Regions from separate parts of the Mus musculus genome. Here region 1 is linked to region 2. Evidence: chromatin loops called from intact Hi-C (ENCODE). Cell type or tissue: left cerebral cortex. All regions are shown on one strand. Links, peaks and the distances in the headings refer to the core of each region. The heading gives the core; the rest is flanking DNA.

Region 1 (9,877 bases), core at 964-8,963, 68 kb after region 2:
TGGATCAAGCATTGCCGGCCTGATTCTCAGAACGTCTTTATTTCCAAAGCAACCACAGGAAGGAGCTTAGACCTAGAGCTTCCTTAATCAGCCAGCTTTCTGGGGCAGAGCTGAGGTAGTAGGTGGAGATAGTTCATGAGTGGCTAGTGGGTGACCCCAAAACGTCAGAGGCAAGGCAAAACCAGGAACCACAGTTTTTGCCATTCTGTTTCTCAGGGTTTCCTTTGTTGGTAATAGAACATGGTGTTGAGATAGTCCAGTCCCAAAGCAGCATGTGATTTCTGTGTCCAGGCAAATGCCTGCAGATTGTCTGTGTAACTGAAGGACTTGCCTTGTGCTGTATTGACTAGCTAGTTTGGGTCATTTATACTTTCTCTGAGTATAATGGCTTCCTTTTTTTCTTTTCTCCCCTTCCCCCCTTAGAGTTATATCAGAGAGCTTTTATTCTCTCTCCTGGGACAGCTACAAGCTGCGGCTTTCATAAAAGATGGTTTCATTTTTCTCTAAGTGCAATATTCCCTAGCAAAGACAGAGAAGTCTCAGGCTTCCCATTTGTCCAGGAAGCCCTTTCCACCCCAGCCTTGGAACATGAGTTGACTAGCCTGTTGTTTGCTGTAAGGTCTTCAAGAATTGGCCTCATGTCAAGTAAACAATTATTGCCAGAGGAATACGACTGAATCAGTAGTTTTCTGTGGTCTGAACTGTCTGCTCTCCCCAGCCCCCAACAATTATTGGGTACAAAATATCAATAATACCAATGTGGAGAAACTCAAACACATAGGAGATAGGCGGCAAGTAGTGTCAGAGCCACGTCTTAAGTAGGAGAGTAGCTCTGTGGGTGCTTTAGAAAGATTGACACACCTGTCATAGCAAGACCAATGGGCTGGAGTGCGTGGGGCACAAGAGGGAGAGGGATTCAGAATCTGTGAACAGTGAGTCAGTCGTTGTAGCAACTGCAAAAGAAAGGCAAGCCTTCCTTCTGACTGCCCTCTGCCTTTGTTATTTTATATCTTACTTTAAAAGCATTCACCCAATAAAAGTGTCATTGAAACAGAATTTGAACTCTTTGGCAAGTAGTGTATTGTATATAAAGCACACCTGGAGACCAACATTAGTTGAAGCCCAGTGGAGAAGAAATCGGAGCACTGAATCTGGTGTTGCCGTGCAGTGCTTCCAGGTGCGGGCAGTGAGCAGGAGTGAGGGCCATGGGCCTGAGAGGTGGGATTTACGCTCCTTTAGATTTGCTAAGCAGCAGCTCACTGGTGACCTTGAGAGACCCTTTCCAATGGGAAAGTACGTATAGAATCAGGCTCGAGGGATCAGAGACTAGACAAGTAGCAGATGAAGACAGTGGCTGAGGGTGACTTAGGAAGGGGAGACATGCCCTCTGGCTGTGCTGCTGAGCCCGCTGCTGCCACTTTGTTCCAGTTGTAAAGGAGCTGGTGGTGTCTGCTGGGAAGAGCGTCCAGATCACCCTGCCTAAGAATGAAGTTCAGTTAAATGCCTTCGTCCTTCCAGAAGCAGAGCCAGGTAAGATATCCTGTCTGGGAAACATTTCGGTTAGCATTGGTATCTTAGCCTCAGTTCATTTGCTTTTGCAACAGCCCTGTGAGGTTGTGATGTGCATGTGGGCACACATCTGCATGGGCACAGGAGGCAATGTTCTGCCCAGCTGCAGATCAGAGGCTCTGTGTCATTAGCACTTCTGCATTCCACATAAGCTAGGTAAGTGCTTTACCAGAGCTACCCCTCCAGCCTGGTCCTATCGGCTTTGATGTCAAGCCTGTGTCTAATCCTGATTCATTTATTAGCTTAATTATTTAAGCAAACTACTCCTATGTCTTAATTTCTCCATAAAAATTGGACCATAATCTTTATTTCACAATGTTACCTTAAATGGTAACATTTAGTAAGCATCTTTTTTTCCTCTTTTTTTTTCACTTTTAAAAACTGTTGATTAGTTCTTTCTGAACTTCACATCATGCACCCCAAACCCACTCATGCCCCCTTCCCCTTGTACTTACCCTCCATCCTTACAGCCTCCCACCACCCAACAGAGAAAAAATATCTCCTTGTGGAAGCTGTAGTGTGTCAGGGCGTCTGTCCCACAGTATACCCTTTGTCCACACTTCTTTGCTTGCAAATGTTCATTGCATGACTCCTTGGTCTGGTACGAAGCCTTTGGCTTCTGCTAGTCTGTTGATACTGGAACCTTACTGGGACTCCTCTTGGGTATCCTGCTGTTGCCCTGTGTCATGGAGATCTTGTAGTTTTAGATCTGTAGGACCAGGTTCTTCATGCACTTCAGCAGTTCATCCTCAGGGTAGATGTTGGGCTGGGCAAGTCAAAGCCAAGAGGGCATGAGAGGTTTCATCTGAACTGGGCAGCCACTTTCCCACACACAATGCCTTCATGGCCAGCTTACCACCAACCCCCTATACCATTGCCAGCTCTACTGTGCTGCCCAGGTGAGGTGCAGGCTCTGCTCTCCTCCTGAATGCTGCAGCCAGTGAGGCACATAACGAGCTCTCCCAGGATGCCTAGGTGAGAGGTAGGACCAGTTCTGCACAGCCCTTAGGCATCAATGTCCCTAGGCAGCGGCCCGCACCTGGGAGTCCATTGGCCTTTGGTGGAAACAGACCCCTGCTGCTGCAGGGCCACAGACCCAGACGTGACCCCCAGGGTCCGCACAGGCTAGGACCCCACCATGGTTCCAGGTGGCATCACGGCTACTCACATCAGGCTGTTCCCCACTACCCTGAGTCTCCAGCTCTGCCTTTCTTCGTTGTGCCCACATCCTTCTGTTTCTCTCTCTCTCTCTCTCTTCCATTTCTCCACCACTTACTTACTCCTCTCAGTGGCTCCCAGGGTCTCTGAGTGTCTGGGGTTGTCTCAGGAGTGCTATGCCTCACCCAGGCATTATGGCACTGGGCAGGGTCATCATAGGCATGGTCTGCCCCCAAGGCCTGCACCCCACTCCTGACTGGTGTTCATCTCAGGCTAGCTCCCTGACTGAGCTCTCTGGCACCAGAGTGGTAGTCATCTCAGACTAGCTTTTTTTTCTGATTGGGAGTGTTAGGCTACAAATCATCCAGATGTCATAGGTCAGAACACTCAGTGTAGACATAGCCTCTGTCTTTTCTGCCACCACTGATGCACATGCGACACAGCAGCCACACCTGCCACACTTCTAGGGTCAAGGTAGTGTGAATCTTTTATATAAGATTGTGTTGTGTCCATGTAAAAACAAACAGGAAGGCTGAGCTATAACTGTGTGGTAGAACACTTGGTTGGGAGAAGATGAAGAAACTGAGATGCAGATGAACCTGTTTATTTTAGCTAAACAACTGTAATATGAGATGTAGAATTTGGAGGTATTCAAGAACAATGCTAGGATGGATTTGTTACTTCAAAGATCAGGGCTGAGGGCTGGAGAGATGGCCCAGTGGTTAAGAGTAGCACTGCTCTTCCAGAGGACCTGGGTTCAATTCCCAGCACCCACATGTCAGCTCACAACGGTCTGTAGTTCAGGCTCCAGTGGATCCAACTTTCTCACACAGATATGCAGTCAAGACACCAATGTACATAAATATTTTTAAAAATTTAAAAAGTCAGGGCTGGCCTGGCCGGGCGTGGTGGCGCACGCCTTTAGTCCCAGCACTGGGGAGGCAGAGGCAGGCGGATTTCTGAGTTCAAGGCCAGCCTGGTCTACAAAAGTGAGTTCCAGGACAGCAAGGGCTATACAGAGAAACCCTGTCTCAAAAACCAAAAAAAAAAAAAAAAAAAAAGTCAGGGCTGGTAAGATGGTTAGAAGAATAGTGGCTCTTGACAAACCTGATGACCCAAGTTCAAGTCCCACAACCCACATGGTAAAAGGAGAGAACTAACACATACAAATTGTCGACCTACACACGCACACACACACACACACAGACAGACACGGAGACATACGTACACACACACAGACACACACAGAGACAGAGAGAGAGACAGACAGACAGACACGGAGACACAGAGAGAGAGACGGACAGACAGACACGGAAACACACAAACACACAGAGACACAGACACAAATACATACACAGGGGAGAGGTAAATTTAACAGAAAGACTTTAAAGAAAAAGTACAAACTTCAACATGGCACACAAAATTTATATTTGTAAGTTATATAAATGAGTTAGTGATAAATTCAGTTTAAAACCTTGGAGTATTAGCATCTACTTCTTTCTTTCTTTCTTTTTTCCTTCCTTTCTTTTTTTAGGATTTATTTATTTGTTTTATGTAAGTACACTGTTACTGTTTTCAGACACACCATAAATGGCCATCAGATTCTACTACAGATGCTTGTGAGCTACCAGGTGGTAGGAATTGAACTGAGGGCCTTTGGAAGAGCAGCCAGTGCTCTTAACCACTGAGCCATCTCTCCAGCCCCTCTTAAGACCTCCTGAGACAGGAGTAGAGCATTGAAAGTGGTTGATTTGTGTTACTTGTGTTAAAGGCTGACCAAGCAAAGTGTGCTTCCTCTTTCAGGCAAGCCCTTCTGTTTTCTATTTGGGTGTTTCTGATTCACTGTTCTTGGCTGTTGGGTCTGGAGACACTGCTCAGTGTTTAAGAAGATGTTCTGCTTTTCCAGAGGACCTGAGTTCAATTCCCAGTGCCCACACTGGTAGATTATAACCACTTGTAACTCCAGCTCAATTGAATCTTGGCCCCATAGAGCACCTACACTCTGTTGCACATATCCCTACACAGACACCCATTACAGATAATTTAATTTGTTATTTTTGAGACAGAGCCTCACTGCGTAGGCCTGGCTGACCTTGAACTCATTGAGTTTCACCTCCCTCTGCTTCCCGAGCTCAGATCAACCATGTGTACCTGGTTGAGTTCAGCATTCTTTTTTTTTCGTTTGTTTGTTTTCGAAACAGGGTTTCTCTGTGTAGCCCTGCCTGTCCTGGAACTCACTCTGTAGACCAGGCTGCCTCGAACTCAGAAATCTGCCTGCCTCTGCCTCCTGAGTGCTGGGATTAAAGGCTTGCGTCACCACTGCCCGGCAGAATTCAGCATTCTTCCTGTGGGAGTCTGATACTAAACAGTGCATTTGTGCAGGGCGTCCTTTCCCTTCTGTACTTCTGCTCTTGAGATGGCATTTCCCTATCAACTCATTCCAATTTCTTTTTTCAATTGAAAAGATTTTTCATGCAGTTCCTCTTCCAGTTCCTCTACCCACCCAATTTTATGTTCTTGTTTTCCCTCTCTCTCTTTCAAAAGCAAAAGCAGACAAAAAACAAACAAACCCAACCCCAAACAAGGAACAACAAAAAGTCTCACAGAAACAAAAATGAAATAAACAGGCAAAACAAATAAGCAAAAAAAAAAAAAAAATTGCCCAAAACAAAGCAAAATGAAACAAAAAAGCCCATAAAAATACCACTGAGTTTGTTTTGTGATTGCCAAACTCTTCCTGGGCCTGGGACTCCCCTTAGTGTGATATACCCAGGGAGACTCCATTGGTGAAAATGGATTTTTCTCTTTGCCAAGTTGGTTTGTTGATTAGGGAAGAGACCCCGTGTCCTCTCACCTCTCTCAGTGCTGGGACCCATTTGGCTTGAACCTGTGCAGCTCTCAAACATAGTGCCACCGTGTCTGTGAGCGTGGGTGTGCATCGGTCCTATTGTAGCTGTAGAGAGCTATGCTTCTCTCATGAACTTCAGCGCCCTTATGTTTGTACATAAATGTTTAGGATTGAAATAGCCTCTCAGGGGACTTTTCCTTTAGTGAGTATGTAGCATCCTTCCCTATCTCTTCTGCTTTGGATCTTTAGTTCTGTGTGTGTGTGTGTGTGTGTGTGTGTGTGTGTGTGTGTGTGTGTTCTATCCTTTTACCCTGCCATGATAACAATCCTTGATATTGAGATATGTTTCTTGTATGCAGCAGAAAGATGGATCCTGTTTTCAGTTCTATCCTGTTAGTCTATGTCTTTATTATTGGGGAATCAAGACCATTAGGAGCTCTCAGTGAACAGTGTTTATTGATGCTTGCTATTTTGTAGTTATAGTTCCCCCCCACCATGATTTCATTTACTGTTCTGTGAATTTTTATTCCTTGTGTCTTTTTGGGTGTGGTTAACCTCTGCAGACTGAAGTTTTTCTTATAATGCCCTTGTAGAACTGGATTGGTAGATAGAAATTGCTTCTTTGGGTTTATTGTGGATTTTTTTTTCCTCGTTGATTGTGATCAGTGGTTTTGTTGGCATCTGTGGTCTCTCAGCGTTAGTAGAACATCTGGCAGGGACATTTTGGCTTCCAGAGTCTCCATTGAGAAGTCAGGTATTATTCTGATGGGCCAAAGTTTATACAGGACTTGGTCTTTTTTCTGTGTATATTTTAATTTTCTTTCTTTGTTTGTGCATTTAGTGTTTTCATTATTATGCGTTGTAGGGAATGTCTTTTCTGATCAGTCCACTAGTGTTTATATGCTTCTTGTACCTTGATATGTTCCAGAAATTTTCTATGATTTTTGTTAAAATATTTTCTGTGCAGTTGACCTGGGTTTCTTCTCCTTCCTCTATATCTGTCATTCATAGATTTGATCTTTTCATCGTGTCCCAGATTTTCTGGATGTTTTATACCTGGGCTGGCTTTTTTTTTTTTTAAAGATTTACTCATTTATTTTATGTATGAGCACACTGTAGCTGTCTTCAGACACACCAGAAGAGAGCATCATTGGATCCCATTACAAATGGTTGTGAGCCACCATGTGGTTCCTGGGAATTGAACTCAGGACCTCTGGAAGAGTAGTTAGTGCTCTTAACCACTGAGCCATCTCTCCAACCCTAGATTTAATTTTTTAAAAAATGAGCTATCCACCTCTCCTGCCTTGTCATTTGTTTGTTTGGTTGGTTGGTTGTTTGGTTCTTGTTGTTGTTGTTGAAAGAAGATTTCTCTGTGTACCTTGATTATCCTGAAACTCACTCTGTAGACTAGGTTAGCATTAAACGCCTAGAGACCCACCTGGTTCTGCCTCCTCCATGCTGGGATTAAAGGAAGGCATGGAGGAATGAAAAGCTCAACCCACTGTCTCTTTGCTTGAGTGTTTAGTTCAAGGTGAATGAGTTCAGTCTCTTCTGAAGATGGAGGTGGGGAAAGCATTCCCTTAAGTAGCGCTTGCTCCCTCCTCTGCTCTGCTGTGGAAGTCAGGCCCTGCTTTGCAGGATTTTCCCCTAACTTGTATTTGTGCACATATTTCTGAGTTATTGTCATGTTGCAGATCAGAATTCCAAAACACATGTTTCTTTCAAATCCATGAACAGGTTCTTTAGTTCTCTGAAGTAGCTAGCTGGTTATACTTTAAAAGTTGGGGCCACTGAGGCAGAACCCTGTTCTTCATATTTTTCTTCATCCTCTTCTTCCCTGTGGTGGCACACTAAGGTCTCTGTAAGGTTGGAAGGTCTGGTTTCCAACCCCCTGCCTAGATTGACAGTCAACATTCTGTCTATCCACCTGTCCCATATGCATGCCCCCCCACCCAGGGGTGGACTTATGCCTATGATGCATCCGTCGTTCCTTGAGGGTCTCTGAGTAGGGATAGCATCCCTTTTTGAAGTCTGTTTTTAGCTTTTGATATATAAAATGATCAGTTCCCAAACCATTGTGAATGTGTTTGCTGTGTGGAGATTTTCTTTTTAAATTACAGTTTGAAGAATTATCTCTTAGCGTGAGTCCTGGCTATTGCTTCTCTGCCTTCATCCTTGACTTCTGTGCGTGCATATTTGAGACTAGCTAGGAATAACAACAGGCCAGAACCATGCTAGGTTTGTGAGGAAGGATTGTAAAACACAGGTCACCTCTGGGGTTATGGAGGGTTGGCTTCGGGCGCCCGCCGAGGTCACTACTGGAGTTCAGTAAGTGAAAGTGTGGCTGAGCTCTGCTAAGCATTGTGACTTGTTTTCCCTCCTGAGTGAGAACTCCCTTCTACCGCATCCCACCTTTTCCCTGCTAGAATGCAGTCTCCAGTTTCAGTCCCTCTACTGGGGGATTCCACATGGATACCAGGATCCTCCTCGTGCTATGCAGTGATAGTCTGAGCTGCAAATGAGAGCCATTTAATGCTTCATTTGAACTTAATTAATTTCAGTGGGGCCTGTTTTAAATGGGCCATGCCCTTCCATCTTCTGCAGCGTGTTATTTAGCTCAGCAGGAATGAAGTAGCTCTTTTAACTCACAGGGTGTGATGACCTCAGCTGGGCCAGCATTGTTAGCACTCGGTAAAAAGCTATTTTTGAACCATGTTATTTAGAAGTCATTGCTGTTCTTTGTTGCAAAAGAAGTTTTGTGAGAAAATGACCTTTGTTCCCAATGAGTTCATCTGTAGTGCTTGATAGGGTAGGTATTTTCAGTGAGAGACACACCATGAACAACCTGTTTTTTTTTTTTTTTTTTTTTTTTTTTGAAGATGGCCCAGGGGTGGGTATGGGGCAGAAAGAGCACTGTCAAGAAACCCTGGCAGAGTCAACAGCAGAACCCTCTCAGGAAAAGGGTTTGGCTTCCCTCCAGGCTTTGGGGTAGGATCTTAAAACTAAGGCTTTGTCAGGGTTTAAAGGAGGTTTGTTATTGGCAGGCTGTGGGAGCGATTTGTTATTGGCAGCCTTTTGTGTGTAGGTGCGTGTTTGCATGGTTTTTCTCACTGCCCTTCTATAGGAGAAACCTACACCTACGACTGGCAGCTGATCACTCATCCTACAGACTACAGTGGAGAGGTGGAGAGGAAACATTCCCAGAGCCTCCAACTGTCCAAGGTGAATCTGTCTTCTATCACTTGTGGGACCAGGGGAGAGGAGGTGGTTTTTCTGAAACAGAGAATACCGAGTTTCCTGTTCACACTGAAGTTGGGAACAGTCTTTCAGTTGTGAAGCCTTCAGAAAGTCACCATGGCGGACAGCCAGTGTTTGTTTAGCATATAATTCTCAAATTTTCATTGCTGGTGAGAAGACTGTACCAGTATGGTAGTGATGGCTGAAAATATACACTCAACAGCTCTGTGAGGTGGCACACGCACTTCAGAGTTCCAGAGATGATCGAGGTTATTTGTGGCCACATGACTTTATCTGCTGGTGTAGTCCCTTGGGAATTCAGGGGAATTCATAGTAGTTATGAGCAATAAGTGTCGGTGTCCTTTGGCCCAGCACTTCCTGCATCCAGTGGTAGGTCATTGCTTGATGTAGCAGCCAGTCAGGATTACCCATGAATTATCATAGTCTCTCGGGAACCCCCTGCCTCTGCCTCTGGAGGGTTGGGACTAAAGATGTCTGCCACCATATCTGGCCAGTCATAATCTTAATAGTGAAGAACTGCGGGGCTGTGGGTGTAAGGGAGAGGGGGAAAAGACAGAGCCCACGTCTGGCCAGAGTTCCTGTGCTCTGGGCAGGCAGACGCCGGAGGATTGCTGGATGCTTTCCATGCAGCCCCGGGTGGGTATCTGGCTGTGTGAAGCCACTGACCCCACATGGCAGGGGGTGGACAAGGGGCAGCCCCTGGTACCAGGTTCTCAGTCTCTGGCATCCCATGCTGGATACAGCAGAGGATATAGGAAGAGGGCAGAGGGAGAGAGGTTCTCACGCAGGCGAGAGTCCTTAGTCCAGGCCTTGATGAACAGAGACAGTCTATGGTTTTAGAGCTTTATTGTAGAAAGGCAGAGGGAAAGAGAAAAGGTAGAGAGAGAGAGAGAGAGAGAGAGAGAGAGAGAGAGAGAGAGAGACCGGCCATGGCCAAGAGGAGAGAAGGGGGAAAAGGAGAGAGAGAGAGAAGAAAGGCTAGAGAGTAAGAAAGCTTAAAGAGAGAGGTAAAAGCTTAGAGAGTAAGAGGGAGAGAGTGAGGTG
Region 2 (9,877 bases), core at 550-8,549:
GATAAGGGCAGAGCACCCTGACTGAAAAAGAACGTAGAAGTCAGGGGAGGTGGTCTCACTCCCACTGGAAGCTCAGACGTCAGAGGCGCTCACGCCCCAGCCCATGGGGCCCTGCCCCAGTTTAATTGTGGCCTATGTACTTCTCAACCCAACCTCTGAGCTCATTTACGGCAGTTTTATTTTTTAAATAATTTTTGAGGCAGGGTCTTCCTCTGCAGCCCAGAGTGACTTCAGACTCAAAGCGATCCTACCTCAGCCTCCCAAGTGCTGATCTTAAAGGTGTAAGCCAGCAAGCTCAGCCATTTTATTTTAAAAGTGTGGATGCAATTTCTTTTTTTTTTTTTTTTTTTTTTTTTTGATTTTTCAAGACAGGGTTTCTCTGTGTAACCCTGGCTGTCCTGGAACTCACTCTGTAGACCAGGCTGGCCTTGAACTCAGAAATCCGCCTGCCTCTGCCCTCCCGAGTGCTGGGATTAAAGGCGTGCGCCACCACGCCCGGCTAAATTCTGTTTTTAATAAAAATCTGGGCATCACCCAGGGGTGTGTGTGTGTGTGTGTGTGTGTGTGTGTGTATCTGTGCCTGTATACGTTAATTCCAGCACTTGGGAGGCAGAGGCAGCAGATCTCTGTGAGGCTGAGTTGAAGCCAGCCTGTTCTATACAGTAAGTTCCAGGACAGCCAGGGCTACTTGATAAGACCCTGATTTGGTTTTGTTTTTTTAAATTTGAGATGGCAAGCAGTATGGGGACAGTTCAGGAGTTCTGTGGGAAGAAACCCCTAAAGCAAACAAATAAAAAATGATCCTAAGGAGACACTCATGACATCAGGAGCCCAGGTTAGGGGAAAGAGGGCATCCCTATCTGACCCTTTTCTTCCATCCATCCATCCATCCATCCATCCATCCATCCATCTAATTTCTCTCTTTTTTTGGGACAGGGCCATGCTATGTTGACATAGCCTTGGAGGAACTGGTGCTTTCTATGTAGCCCAAATAGGTCTTGAACTCTCAGAACTTCCTGCCTCAGCCTCCTAACTGCTGGGATTACAGGCATGTGCCACCAATCCTGGAAACCCTTTTCTTTGGAATGGTCTGGCTGGACAACCCGTAACCATAAACTCACCGGAGAGCATCCCCTGGCCATGAAGGCCCTGGTGTAGTAGGAGAGATGGCCAAGTTGGCCACCTGCTGCGAAATGTCACTGGCCTCCTCAGCCTCCTCATAGAGTGTCTTGGCATATCGGACAAGGAAGGGCAGCAGTTGGCACACCTCCTTACGCAGGGATGAGGTCTCCTCCGCCAGCCAGGCACCCAGGATCCGCACCGAGGCAAACACAAAGGGCTCTTTCTGCTTCTCTGGCCCCACCTGTGGTCACAAGACCCCAGTGAAACAGAGCTGAACCAGGTACCCTCCTCTGCCTGCCAGTAACAGAACTCAAGGGAAATCTTGGCCTGTGGGCCCATTACTTGTGGGCACCGAGGGCCGGTGAAATGGATGGCTCAGTGGGTACATGAAAACCTAAGTTTGATTCCTGGGAATCACAGCGTGAAGGGAGAGACCTGACTAGCTCTCCAAACTCCACATGTGTGCTGTGGCATGCAGGCATCGTCCTTCCACCACGTCTAAGAAATAGATAAACATAACTTAAGGGGGTGGGGGCAACAAGCCTACCTCTACCCAAAAACCTAGCACATGGGAGGGATTCACCCCACAGGGGCTGGTCACCTAGTGGGACCTCAGTGTGGACAATGGAATCAAGTGGGTCTCAGACAGTATGTCTAGTGCTTAAAGACTCAAGTCACATACTCCTAACTGTACCGCTAAGGTAGCTGGGGAGCCAGAGGAAACGTAACATTTCCTTAGAGAGGCTCTGAATTGAGGCAGGGAAGGGAAAAAGACTTGCTATCAAGTAGTGAGAGGTCACCCATGTTTTGGTTTAAATCAGAAAATAAAATCAGAGCTTAGCATGAGTTGTTGGACATAAGGCTGGTGAGTCCAGTGGCTGAAGCAGGCCATTAAAGAGACCAATCGCACCTGACTCCTAAGGGGGCAGAAGAGGTGGCCTTGCAAATACAGAGAGTAAAGGACATGGGAGGGGGAAACAGATTCAGCAGAAACTCCAGAGGCAGGAACCAGGCCACTCCCCGTCCCCCCCCCCCATCCTTCTCCTGCATCCTACAAGTTTACTTGGAAGACATGTAAATACGTAGCCAGGCTGATATGTGAGACAATGCTTTAGCGTGAGCAGAACAGTCTGCTTCGACTTGGTGTGTGATGTGTAGAGTGTGTGTACTGGAGAGTATATGTGAGTGGGAGGTTTCTGTGTTGTGTGTGTGTGTGTGCTGTGATCAGAGAGCACATATGGTGTGTGGTATGGTGCTTGTGTGGAGGCCCACGGCAGGGAGGGAGAGGGAAGGAGGCTCGGCCACACACTACTCCTAGAGCGCTTGCTACCAGTACCAGCCAGCATGTACAGCTATGCTATCTCCCATCACACTCGTACGTCCTCTGCGGGCCAGTGGATCCTTACCTGCAGCAGGTAGTGGATGACAGCGCCAATGGCCTCTTTCATAATGCTCACGAGCTGAACCTTCTGTGGCTCCTTAAGCAGGGACTGCTCACAGCGGGTGCACTCCTGGATCCCCAATTCCATAAGGGCATAGCAGGCTGTTACCACGTCTTCTTTCACCTCTGTGCCTGTCTCCTCGAGAGCCAGCCGTACCTCCACGCACGCTAGATTCACGAGCAGGGCCAGAAACTTGCTCCCAGAGCTGCCCACTGGGATCCAGTCGGAGCCGCAGGCATGAGCCAGGCGGGCTGCCAGCTTCAGTGCAGGGTTGCGCTGCCAGGAGCTCAACTTGCTTCCTAGGATTCGTGCCAGCCCAGCCTGCAGATCTCGGTGGCATTCAGGGGGCACAGTTGTTGGGGGCAGAAAAAGGGGCAGCAGCTGGCAGAGCTCAAACTTGCTGGCATCTTCGGCTCTTTGGAAATCCTCACTGAGGCCTCGCAACACAGCCAGCAGGTCGGGCTCCGCCTCCTTCCAGCACTGTGTCTCTGCAGCAGCCAGCAGCCCCACCAAGAGTGCCAGAGCCTGGTCAAAGCCGTAGCCATGCCCCAGGTACGCCTGGCACAGGGCAGACACGGTGCCACCAGCAATGAGGTGCCGGGGCCCTCGGGGTGTGCCCGCAACAGCTGTCAGGCACTGGTAGGTGTCATCGATCATGGAGCGGCGGGCAGCATCATCAGGGTCCCCCCGGGCTGTAAGGAATGTGCTAAGGATGGGGATCTTGTTCAGGACCTGGGGATGGCTGGCTAGTTCAGGGTCGCTGCAGAAACAGGCCAGCAGGGCCACGCCCAGGGCCCGGAGAACGTGGTCAGGGCAGCCATCAGGTGCCTCCTTAGTGGTCAGGAGTCGGTTGGGAAAGGTGAACCCAACGGCATCAAAGATCCTACGTCGGGTTTTGGCATCAATGTCACCTGCTTTGACTGCCTTCGTTACCTGGGGGGGGGGAGGGGGGGGAGGGTAATACACTATCAGCAGAGTGAGAAGAATTGTAGCAAAGACTGTCCCTACCCTGTTCCCTGGGCACTGCAGGAATGGGTTACGCAATGGGATCCATTCTGGGGTCATCTGGTCCAGCTCCTCCTTCCTCCTTGGAGACAAGACAGGTGTGACCTCTGGTATCCCTATCATGTCTGATTGCCTCATGGAAAGGAGTTTGTCCAGTGGCCCTTCACTACACATCTGGGCAAACGGTCATCACCTGGCCAGCTGAGGAGTGCCTCCTGGTCTCTAATCCATTAATCCATATGCCTAAGACCTGGGAGGCAAGGGGCTTCAGAACTCAAATCCTCTAAGGATTCAGGGTCCTTCCCTAAGGACTTCTCTCCAGAGAAGTCTCTGATCCATTTCCGACACCTTCTCACGGGAAATGGCTCCTGTGTCTCGTTGCTCCGCATGTCAAAACATTTCCCCTTACGTTTCGCCTAAACACCTCCTCTGCTGCAGTGTGAGCCCTTGACTCCAGAGCCTTCTCCCTGTTGCCATGGCAAACAAGCAACTGCTGCACTCCCTCCTCCCTTCACCCCCCACACACCAACTCATCCCCCCCCTCCCACCCCAAGCACTGCAGCTCCTGCTTTGCTGTCCCCAGCTTGGGTTCCTCTAGCAGACTAAGACCCTTTACTTTTGACATACTGATCATCACTCTGGTCATCTCTCAGAACCTCTTGCTAGTTACTCCCCATCCTGTTACTCTCTCAGGTCGAGGAAAAGCTACCCCGGCCCACAAGTACTCTGCACTAGTTACAACCTGCTGCTGTTACCCTATGAGTCAGCTCCCATCTGCTCCGGGACGCCCCAAAAAGCAAATCCAGGCAGCCTCCTCCGTGGTCCCATGCCACAGTCTTATTCACCCCTCTTCTCCCCTTCCCCCATTCTCAAGAGAACAGAGTACAAAGGTAGAGGTCTCAGGCCTTTTTTGGTACCTCCGGGTTGCCAATACCACTTAGATACCCCTGGAGACTTGCTGACCCCATTCTTTGGGGGCCCTCCTGACCAGCCCTCCCACCTTCCAGGTCCTTACTAGCAGCAGGGCTGCAAACTGCTCGCTGTCATTCTTGGCCTCACGGAGGGCTCCCAGGTAGCGCTCCAGGGTGGGGTTTCGGCTCTCTGCCTGGTTCAGAGCTGGCTCACAATCCGAGGCCATGATGCCCGCCTTGCCCAACTGTGAACACAAGAGGGACTGAGCATCCCTCTGCAGAGGAGGGGCGGGGGCGGGGGTGGAAGTGGAGGATGTAGGGAGGGATTAGCACAGAGGGAGGGGGGGTGGATTTGGAAGGGTGGCTTCCTCATGACTGACCTCCCTTGGGGGAGCCCCTTTAAGAGGCTGGACCTACAAATTCTTTAGGATGAAGAAGGGACCCTGGTCCAAGGTCACCTCCAGAAAAGTGGGATATGAGGACCATGCATGCCGCTGCTCAGCTGGACAGCTTTCCTCACCAGTCTAGAAGTGGGAAGGAGCTGGCCCAACTGCTCAGCAGCCCCTGGCACCAGACACCGGGTTTTATCTCTCTCCAGGAGGCACACGAGGAGTGAGCGGTGAGGACAGACAGGGAGGAATGCAGACAGACACGGGTCAAGTTCGATTATCCGGACTCACGCCGACAAGGAAGAAAAGGACATTCTAGGGTTCCTTTCCCCTCCCTTCTTCAGAGAAAGTAGACTGGCTTCAGCAGGAGTGAGAAGGCAAGCTCTCCAGAGAAGGCTTTGAAGACTCCCCTGTGGACCCACCCCTCCAGCCAGGGCTCTTAATCGCCCCCGCAGCCTCCTTGCCTTCTCTTCTTTCCCTCCCTCGGGCAGAGGCTGCAGAGGCTGCAGAGGCTGCAAGAGCAGGAGCTGCAGCTGCTGCTGCAGCAGCAGCAACATTAACCCCTTGTGCTCCCTGTACTCTCCCTGTCCGTCCCGCTAACAGCCTGTGGGTGCCGGCACTGGCTGGAGAAGGAAAGAGGGGTCGGGTGGCTCTCAGGATAACAGAATCCAAAAGCCGGATAATCGAAGCGGGGCTGCAGTGATGGAGAGATGAGAAGGGGAGAAGGGATCCTGGCGGTCACCACCTGTCCCGCCGCAGCCAGGTCACAACACGACATTGATGAAGTCGAACGACAGGGCAGCGATGAGATCACACTTCACGATGGCGCGGTGATGTCACGGAGAGATCACAGCGAAATCACGACATGAAGGGGACAGCCCCCAAATATGATAGGGCAAATTTAAAAAAATATATAGGTAGATAGATAAATACTGAAAGGGGTTGTGACAAAATGGAGTCTCGACAGGGTACGGTGATGTCGAGATATGGCACGATGGAGTCGCGATAGGGTCCCTGGGGAGTCTCGGCATCGATCAGCGCCGGTTCGGAGAGGCTCCGGCTGAGATGCAGGGGAGGGCTTGAAGGGGGCTGAGCTCACCAGGCTGCGGCCCCGAGCGGCGAAGTCTTTCTCCGGGCGCGATGCTCCGGGAGCCTGGGGCTGCTGCTCACGCCGCGTTGCCCACTCTTGGCTCCAGGCTGCTACAGCTCCACCCCCACCCCCGCATCGCTCTCGACCAATCGGCGCTGGGCTCACTCCGCACTCTGACCAATGGCACAGCAGGGCGCTAAGCAGTAGGGGGGCGCCTCCGGTGCGGCCATCTTGCTTGTGGGCAATTGCCCGAGTCTGGGGCCTGAGTGCTCGAGCTAAGGAGGAAAGGTGCGGGCCGCCCCGCAAGGGCTCGCGGCCAAAGGCTGAGGGCCCGGACGTCCTCGCTTGTGCGTAGCTCTCCCCTCAGCGCCGCCCCTCCTCCCACTTTTGGGCTCGCGGCTGGAATTGCGCTTCCGGAGGGTGGGGGCAGGAGGACTGGCTCAGCGTGAAGAGTATGTTTCCGGGTTGAGCCCCGGGAGGTGGGAAGGAGGCGGCGTTTCCGGCCGCGGTCGCTGTCCAGGGAGGCTGAGGCAAGAGGGAGCTGTCCGGGTGGGGAGCCAGCACTTCCTTCTTCCTCCTCTGCGTGAGGGGAGAGAAGGTTGGGGGTCCCCGAGCCCATGGATCGGGAGGAGGCGGAGGCCGCCGAGAGCCGGCACCCCTCTATGTGGCCCTGAGCCCCGGTAGGTGGCCGGGGCGGCTGACTGCCAGGCCGAGGACCAGGAGCTCAGGGGAGGGGCAGAGGCGGGACGGGCGATGCCTCGGGTACGCTGGTCCGGCGTTGGGACCCGGAGATGGCGCTCCTGGCTGGGACAGGACAAATCTGCTGCTTCTAGCCTTGCAGGTGCCAGAGTCCCAATCTGAACCCCTCCGCTTTGGGACTCAGGCCTGGTCAGGCAGCTCCCTCTATTCCCTGACATATGGGCAGACCAGGCTGAGGCACTGCGGTCCTTATGATACTCTCGACCTCTGCAGCCTCGTCCCGAGTTGCTGTCTCTGGTGTTTGATGATCTTCCCATCGAGATTAAAAGAAAAGAAAAGGGAAAAAAAAAAGTTGATACAGAATAAAGGGGGCGGGGCTGGGCTCGTTGGCGAAAACCTTCCTCCTTGAGAATTTTGACAATTATGCCCCTTAGAGGGTCCTGCGGTGGCTGCAGTGAGCACAAAAAGCGAACTGAAGGAAGTCAAAGTAGAAGACCTCAGGCGGGGTTCCAGGAATGCTTTGCCTGGTCTCATCTCACGGTGGTTGTGCCCAACTGACAATAGAAGCTGTTAAAGCTCCTTAGCTGACTCTCCTTGTGCTATCTTGTGATTAACAGACTGGAAACTAGGAACAAATTGGAAAGACGACCTCCTAGAACAATCTGTTCATTTTTCCAGCTATTTGGAAAACAGTGTTTGCAAATATAAGCAAAGCTATTCATGCAGTCTGTTCTGTAACTTTCTCAAACATCTAGGACTTTTTTCTTTCTTTCTTTCTTTCTTTCTTTCTTAAAGCTTTATTCTTGATTACTCACACCCGTTGAATAGACCGGCTCTGTCGTTATTCAAACATATCTTATCGCTGTGTATATAAATGGAGTTCCACGTATGTAGCTGACAGACTGAACTATGATACATTCCCCATCAACCTGAAGTATTAAGTAAACATTACCCCCTGCTGTATCTGAACAGCTGCTGCAACAGCGTGCTTTTATTTCGGGTGTACTTGTAACGCCCTAAATGCCAGAACTACCGGGAGCTTTTCTAGATTTTCATTTGTCGAGTATTGTGGGGGTGTGTGTGTTCTCTCCCTGGGTTGCTACCCTTTGATTTGATAACAAACATTTTGGGTCTTAGCAGTGTTTTGTCGTTCCTGCCTCTGGTCAGCAAGCCTTTAACTGGACCCTAGCAGTGATTTGTGCCCATAGGCAATTGTAGGTTTGAGCCGAGTAAATGGCTAGGAGTGCAAATGAGATTAGCTCTGCCTCTCCCATGCACTTGTAACCAGTTTGCTAGTCCAATGGTATTTATTACTCCTGTTTTCAAAGCCTTCTCCTTTCTTTTTTGCTTTTCCCACCCACGTGCCAAGATATTGATGACAGGTGTTGAGTCACCTTTAGTTTTAAATCCTTTTGTGGTAGGCAGAAACGAGAACACACTCACGAACACACACACATACACTCTCTCAGCTCCATCCTGGGAGGCTAGCGAAGTTTCCGAGTATAGCTTCTTAGGCTACACCTCATGATCTTTTCAATGTGTTTGTGGCCTACACACCTCTTTTCTGACCCATGTGCCCTAATGTACAATTACGGGAAAACTAGACTAGGAAAGGGTAGAAGAGAGTGAGAGAGATAAGAGTCCATTCGGTGCCTATGGCTCAGAGAAAGGCATTACCTCAATTTGGAGTTTTATGTTTGCCTCTTCATTTCTTGGCATTGGCATTGAAATCCATTCCAGACAATGCTGGTCTTTTTGTATGCTGGCTGGAAGTGAGGGTTAGGGTTGCCAGTCTGTGCTATTTACCAGCTGTGGGTGACAGCTTCGTATTTATCATTTCTTTCATCAGAAGATTTCTAATTGTGTTTGTTTGGAGGCAGGGTTTTTCTGTAGCCCCAGCTGTTCTGAAACTGTAGACCAGGCGGGCCTTGAACTCACAGAGATCTGCCTGTCTCTGCCTCCCCAGTGCTGGGGTTAGAGTTATGCATCACCACTGCCAGCACAAGATTTTTTTTTTTTTTTTTTTGAGACAGTGTCTCATTATATTCTCTAGGCTGACCTTGAAGTCCTGGATTTAAACAGTTCTACCTTAGCCTTCCAAGTAGCTAGGACTTCAGGTACGAGATACCATGCCTAGTCAACAGATTTTTGAATTGTTTCTTAGAACCCTGTCAACAACTCATCTTGATATATATATATATCGTTCCTCTTTCTTCTCCCCTCCATCCTACAGCCACTAGATTACAGAGTAGCCAGCACAGTGCCTAAGTCAAACATATGGGGAGAAGTATACAAGTACTTAAGACAGGAATTGCAAATGACTTGGATCAGGCAGATAATGTAAAAGTGTAAATTGATGTGAAAGTGTGACCTGGGTAGATTTGTAAGATAGGGATGGTGGGGGTGGGAGCAAACAGGGCAACGCGCTTGCTGTGCCTAAAGAGAATCACCTTGAAAAACTATACTGCAAGGCTGGGCAGTATAATCAGAATTAGTTAGAGGAAGTCCAACCTCTTCATAGATAACGAAGTACTTTGGTCAAAATCACAGAGCAGTTAGTAGAAGCTGAAGGGGGAAATCAGACCTGCCTTCCCAGGTTGGTGCTCTTTCCCGTTCTCTCACAGACGTTAGCTTAGACAACAATGGGATACAAAAATCACTTTAACAGCAGATTCACTTTATATATCCTTGCTCTGTTGTTACGCTGATAATTATAGGCTCTGCTGAAGCTCAAGCTGAAAATTTACTGGCAGGGATGAACATTGAAAGACACACTTGAAATTTCTCTTTCTTCTGATCTGTCACATTTTTCTAGCATTCCACATTTCCAGGAATCAATTATTAATTGCTTGGCATATAATTTCTTCTCTTTCTGTCTTTCTAGTGTACTGGTTCCGCCTCTCTGGAAGGCCATGGAGAAGAGACTGGGAGTCAAGCCAAGTCCCGCTTCCTGGGTTTTGCCAGGATATTGTTGGCAGACATCAGTGAAGCTGCCGAGAAGCCTGTACCTGCTTTACAGTTTCTTCTGCTTCAGCGTTCTGTGGTTGTCAACAGGTACCATATCTGAGATTTAAGATGTAACCTCTTCCACCCTGCACCCCCTCAAACAATCAGTATCCTGACTATTATGAGTTTGTTTTAAAGACCTACTAGGAGGTAGAAAAGCCATCTGCTGACATAAATGGCCATCATTTTGGTGGGTGTTTACTTGTTGGGTTT

Evidence for each region. Peaks named below come from ENCODE experiments on the same cell type or tissue, not always from the same donor. Only the 100,000 strongest peaks of a DNase experiment are listed, where the experiment ranks them.
Region 1: it touches region 2 in a loop (3.0-fold over the local background); 9 of 42 quality-filtered maps call a loop at or near these places.

What each region holds. Positions count from the first base shown.
Region 1 is chr4:126,814,945-126,824,821 of GRCm38, forward strand. AU040320 (expressed sequence AU040320) reads left to right here. Exons shown (of 21, transcript NM_133886.2): 5 at 1,429-1,530; 6 at 8,700-8,797. Gm24161 (a small nucleolar RNA gene) reads right to left here and starts at 3,201; the gene lies at 3,072-3,201. In left cerebral cortex, for the core only: no CTCF peak of the experiment used is centred there; DNase peaks (open chromatin) are centred at 4,551, 8,223 and 8,767.
Region 2 is chr4:126,747,357-126,757,233 of GRCm38, forward strand. Ncdn (neurochondrin) reads right to left here and starts at 6,073. Exons shown (of 7, transcript NM_011986.4): 1 at 5,615-6,073; 2 at 4,585-4,725; 3 at 2,529-3,497; 4 at 1,122-1,363. The coding sequence starts at 5,647. AU040320 (expressed sequence AU040320) reads left to right here and starts at 6,414. Exons shown (of 21, transcript NM_133886.2): 1 at 6,414-6,639; 2 at 9,543-9,712. The coding sequence starts at 9,571. In left cerebral cortex, for the core only: a CTCF peak has its summit at 4,717; DNase peaks (open chromatin) are centred at 2,379, 2,891, 4,057, 4,359 and 5 more places; H3K4me3 peaks cover 6,488 bases; H3K27ac peaks cover 4,536 bases.